Linked DNA regions of Homo sapiens: region 2 is linked to region 1. Evidence: chromatin loops called from intact Hi-C (ENCODE). Cell type or tissue: CD14-positive monocyte. All regions are shown on one strand. Each heading gives the region's core, and the rest is flanking DNA. Links, peaks and the distances in the headings are about the cores only.

Region 1 (2,918 bases), core at 105-2,604:
CTGTGAGGTCAACGAACTTTATACATAATTAAACACTCCCAGTTAGGAGAATTCATTTCTTTCTCCCTGAGAAGCAGAGAAAGAATACATGTTGTGTTGCCCTCCATTACGGAGTAAAAGTTGTGTGGAGTAATCAGGCTAGTTTCACATGATTTAATGTTGAACCGAATAAGAAAGTGATTGCATCCTCTACTGGGCCTCACAGAAAAGTCACCACCCACATTGTTTATTCAGACTGGGATCTTGGCCATTTGGGGTTTAAGCCAGAAGAAAGAGGAAAAAAAAAAAATCCAACCCTGGAATGAACGCTTTTGAAACTCTGTATTCTTGATGAAATGCGGCCAAGGGTTCTTTTAAAAAAAACTATTTAAAATCAATTACCAAGATCATATTTTCATTTACAATGGGTTGTTAGCAACAGCTAATTCTCTGTTTCCATCCAGATTTGGTGTTTAAGCTTCAATATGCTGGTATTGGAATCCTTGCCGTGTTTTGTCTGGGTATCAGATGCTACCACCAAACTATGTGTGGGGAGTTGGGCAACTCTGACCTTTGACCAGCTTTCCATAAAATAACAAGGAAAGGTGTGAGGAGGCTAGGGATTGGGTGAAAACTAGCCTGAGGGATGGCAGTAAGTGAGCTTCACCAGGGGGATGAACATATAAAGGAGGCACTGAGGATATTGCTAAGGGTAAGAGAAAGCAAAAGACAGAATCATATGCCTTGGGAGGAGGGTCAGGCCCGTTAAGGCACCTAGTCCGTCTGTCTCTAGCCAGGACTGCAAGAAATCATCTCAGACATGCGATCTTGTATCGCATTTTTAAAGATCTCAAGAGGAGATTCCGGAACCTCCCTTGGTCATCCGCCCTATTATTTAACAATTCCTACAGCCAGGAAATTCTTTCTTATTTCCAGCCTAAAATGTGCATGTGGTGCAGCTTCAGGGGAGGTGATTGATCGAGGCCACGCCCACCTCCCCCCCGCCTGTTTACTCCTTGGATGGGATGGTGCATATGTCTTGCTTCTTCCTTAAAATGGGCCTCTCTCGGCCTCCATACCACAGTCCCCGGGCTGGGAGAGGGGTCGTGGTATAGAGGTGGGGTGGGGGCCGACCAGCGGCGTTTATGGGGACCAGCCGCCACCAGGAACTGTTGCTAGGCATTTTATGTATTTCCCAGAGGCAAGAGAACATAGCTGTGATGTGGCCAGGAGTGCGCCTCAAAACCACGTGCAAATAATAAATGCGGAAGCTCCCGTTTCAGATTTTAAAAGAAAAGAAAAGAAAAAATCCTGAAAAACAGAATGAAGAGTCTAGAATTTCACTGGCCTCGAGATGGTAGTCTACTCCTCAATTTTAAACAAGAAGAGCCCAGAGCAGAAAAGGGACCTGTCCCGGACAAGATCTCAGAGCTAATGCCCCTAAACGCAGCGCAGTGCCCTGTTCTTAATTTAGATAGGGTGCTGGAAAGGCGAAATCATGCTGGAACGGAGGCCATCGATCTCACTTCCTCCGGCCCCTTCCTCCTCTTCGGCAGATGCGCAGTGAATGGTCAGGCCCTCCGTGAGTGAATTACAGATTCATTGAAGAGCCGTCAGATGACTGGAGCAGTCTGGTTTCTTCCCTTTTTATCGAGTTCTGTCATTGTGTTCCTCAAACTGTGGTTTGTTCCAGAAAGGAAGAGGTTGTCTTCTTCACCCGCCTGCCCTAAGTTGCGTCAAGTTCCAGTTCCCTGTATTAAGTAAATTACTAAATGAGTGGAATGAACATCATAATGTCAAGGGTAGGGCGTTGACATTATGGGACAATAGACCACGAGCCCACTCTGTCAGCTTTTTGTCCCGCACCTCTATTATCTGTCAAATGATCATATTAACACTCTCCTACCTACTTTAGGGGGCTCCTAAAAACAAATATTTATTGACAGGTTATGTATTAGTCTGTTTTCATACTGCTATGAAGAAATACCCGAGACTGGGTAATTTGTAAAGAAAAAGTTTTAATGGACTCACAGTTCCACATGGCTGGGGAGGCCTCACAATCTGTGGAAGGTGAAGGAGGAGCAAAGGCACGTCTTACATGAGGGCAGGCAAGAGAGCCATGTGCAGGGGAACTCCCATTTATAAAACCATCAGATCTTGTGAGACTTATTCAATATACGAGAACTTGGGAAAAACCCACCTCCATGATTCAGTTGCCTCCCACCAGGTGCCTCCCATGATACGTGGGGATTATGGGAGCTACAATTCAAGGTGAGATTTGGGTGGAGACACAGCCAAATCATATCATCTTATAAATGTAGAACACAAACTCCATGATATCCTTTATATAAAGTTTAAATACATTTAAAAATATATATATATAGTTTAAGGATACACACATGTGAAAGATAAAACCATGCATGGTGATAATGAGCATTGAGCATCACACAGTATTTTTTTATTGTGAAAGATCTCGAGCAAACAGAAAATGCAGAGAATAAGATTGTGTATAAATGTGCATTCACCACTATTTTGTCATGTCCTTGTTCTTTTTTGTAAAAAAGAGATAGACTTTCCCCATTTCCACCCGCTTTTTCCTTCCCTGAACGTCACAGTCATCAGTTTAAATGTGATGCTCAATGCTCATTATAACCATGCATGGTTTTATCTTTCACATGTGTGTATCCTTAAACTATATATATATATTTTTAAATGTATTTAAACTTTATATAAAGGATATCATGGAGTTTGTGTTCTACATTGTATTTGTAAGATTTGTCCGTTGCAAAACATGGACCTCTATACATTTTCCATGCTGTGTTGTAGTTATCAGATGGAGGACATGGAAGTTATTTCTAATTTTAAGATGTCCTTTGGAAGAATGCTACAGGTGTGTCTAGCTTTTTGATATGTTCTTTGCACACCATGCCTGGTAGTTT
Region 2 (2,918 bases), core at 277-2,776, 65 kb before region 1:
AGTTTAATTTGGATACATTTGGCCCAGAACAGCACAGTGTTTCCATAATAACATTTGAACAGGATGCCCTTGTGTTATTTGCAGGGCTAAGGGAGTTTCAGCATGGGCCAGGAAACTACTTTCTTAAAAGAAACTTAAACGCGAAATTCTGACAAGATAGGAAACTCTTACTGCATCCTTACTAAACCTCTTTTTCCCCCCTACTTTCTCATTTATTTATATATCTCTTGTGTTATGAAACATATATAGGTTGAATATTTAACTCACTCTGAATTCATGTGCAGAATAAGTCACTCTTCAGAAGGACAAAAATAATGTTTTAAGTGGTTTGTTTAATAAAGCACATATTAAAAAATTTCAATTCAACATCTTCCCTGGGCACAACATGTTATGACTTTTTAGAGTAGAGCTTCGTGGTATTTCATAAGGAAGCCAAAAAGGAAGGGAAATTATTATTCGGGCAGAGGGACAATAGTGACCTTTCATTAAGCAAGACAGAGTTCACCATCAGGCTCCCCAAACCCCAGGCTCTGTGTTAGTTGAACTGAACAAGCCACCAACTATTTCCTCTCTCTCTTTCTCTCTTTCTCTCTCTTTTTTTTTTTTTTGAGAAGGAGTTTTGCTCTTGTTGCCCAGGCTGGAGTGCAGTGGTGCAGTCCCGGCTCACTGCAACCTCAGCCTCCCGAGTAGCTGGGATTACAGGCGCCTGCCAGCACGCCTAGCTCATTTTTTTGTATTTTTTTTAGTAGAGACTGGTTTTCATCATGTTGGCCAGGCTGGTCTCGAACTCCTGACCTCAGATGATCCACCTGCCTCGGCCTCCCTCCCAAAGTGCTGGGATTACAGGCGTGAGCCACCACACCTGGCCTCCTCTCTTTTATAGACCAGACTACTTTAAAAATATTCGTCCAATATTACCTAAAATATTTCATTTATAAGACATAACCCAACATTGTAATATTTAAAAGACTGCATTATGTAGTTTTTACATATCCTTAAGATCCTAATGAATTCAGATAATCAGTATTTTTGTTCTTTTAACAGCTTTACATGTGACCTCTTAGTTCTAGAGTTTGATCTCAGGAGAAGGGAAGAGTAGATTTGGATTCTGTGCCGTGGACAGGCGCACTGGTTTCCCGTGTGAAAAGGACAAAGCCCCGCCCCTTCTGGAGCTCAGTTCTCTTTGGGATTATTCATAATGTTCTCCAAGAAGCTCGGAGTGCCTGTTTGTCGCCAGTACTGTAATTTGTGAGTAAAAGATCTTTATGATTGCAAAATACATTAGCGCCTTCGGAGATCATTGTTTCTTGATGACGGTGTGAATCACAACTAGGAACTAGGAAGTCATTTCAGCCCCTTCTGTGCAGAGGGATGTCATGAAGTACATATGCTAAAGTTCATACCCATTGCTCATAAGAGCTCAGCCAACCTTCTCAACCAGTTCATGTAAAAATATATCTGTATAAATATGCATACGTATGTATGTATGTGGTGTGTGTGTGAGTTAAGATATACATAAAATTTACGTTTTCCACCAATTTTAAATGTATAGTTCAGTGGCTTTCAGCACATTTACTTTGTTACATAAACCATTATTATGTAAGCCATTACTGACATCTGTTTCCAGAACTTGTTCATCATTCCAAATGGAAACTCTACCCATTAAACTATAACTCCCTGTTTCTTTTTCTCCCCAGTCCTAGGTAGCCACTATTCTATTTTCTGTCTCTATAAATTTGACTCTTCGAGGAAGAATTTGATTCTTCCCATAAGTGGAATCAGACAATATTTGTCCTTTTGTGTCTAGCTTGTTTTATCTAACATATTTTCAGAGTTCACCCATGTCATGGCATGCATCAGAATTTCATTCCTTTTTAAGGCTGAATAATATTCCATACCATTTGCTTTTTTAAAAGTCCATTTTCTCAAAAAATTGGTTGTCATTTCCACTCCCCACCCAGCCAATAGAAACAGCAAATATATTAAATTAGAATTGACCTGACAGAGGAGGTAATGGAGGCCTGTAAATTATTCAAAGAATTATTTTAGAGTCTGACAGCAAGGAAGAAGACAAAAATGCTCTTAAAACCAGCTCAGGAGTCTCTGAGGCTCTTCTGCGTGGGGCAGGCAGTCACAAAGATCTCTACGGCTCCTGGAGTTCTCGCTGGATCGTAGCACAGGACAATCTTAGTGATTCCTAATGATGCCACTGAGTCATCAAGACAGAGTTATTTTCTGTAGGAAGAGTCAAAGAGTTCAGGGAAAGTGAGTAGTAAGTTACAGAAATATCTCCATTCCAAATGGTTAAAATTTTTTAAAAGTTTAGGCTTCAGTCATCTGAAAAATTTACTTGTGTGAAATGATTCAGTCCAGACTGTAGTGAAAGAGAGGAATCCCAGCAATATCAAAGTAAAATACACACACACACACACACACACACACAGAGAGAGAGAGAGAAGGAGCACAAGATCTCTTTCTTTTTTGTTTTTTTCTCTTTTTTTTTGAACAAACTCTTACATATCCTTCAAGCCCAGGCCAAATGGCACCTTCTCTGTGAATGTGTGTGTGTTAAATAGGCAGAGAGACCTTCAGGGGCGTTTGCTGACTTCTTTCATTCTTTTTCATCTCCTACCTCCCTTTCTAGAGTAGAGAATTAGTAGGAACTTGACTCAAGTGGACGGGGATGTAATTTCTAGGGGGAGTTTTTGCTGTCTTACTGCATCTAAATTATTCTGTCTGTGCATAAATTAAGTTGTACACATATTTAGAAGAGCCACCTCCCCCACTGCAGGATGCATAGAGTGGTTTTTGTGAGGAGCTGCTTTGCAGCCTCAACTCTGCCTCCTGACTTCATTTTGAAACCACTGTACAATAAAACGTGGTCATTTGTTTGTTCCACATTCTTTGTGCCTACTGGG

Evidence for each region. Peaks named below come from ENCODE experiments on the same cell type or tissue, not always from the same donor. Only the 100,000 strongest peaks of a DNase experiment are listed, where the experiment ranks them.
Region 2: a loop joins it to region 1, with 5 times the contacts of the local background. A loop is called at or near these places in 26 of 110 quality-filtered maps.

What each region holds. Positions count from the first base shown.
Region 1 is chr18:63,235,315-63,238,232 of GRCh38, reverse strand. All of the region lies in intron 2 of BCL2 (BCL2 apoptosis regulator), which reads left to right. Among named protein-coding and RNA genes, the nearest start is that of BCL2, 83 kb to the left of the region's middle. In CD14-positive monocyte, for the core only: no CTCF peak of the experiment used is centred there; DNase peaks (open chromatin) are centred at 1,212, 1,612 and 2,112; H3K4me3 peaks cover 1,852 bases; H3K27ac peaks cover 2,500 bases.
Region 2 is chr18:63,299,992-63,302,909 of GRCh38, reverse strand. All of the region lies in intron 2 of BCL2 (BCL2 apoptosis regulator), which reads left to right. Among named protein-coding and RNA genes, the nearest start is that of BCL2, 18 kb to the left of the region's middle. In CD14-positive monocyte, for the core only: no CTCF peak of the experiment used is centred there; a DNase peak (open chromatin) is centred at 1,299; H3K4me3 peaks cover 456 bases; H3K27ac peaks cover 439 bases.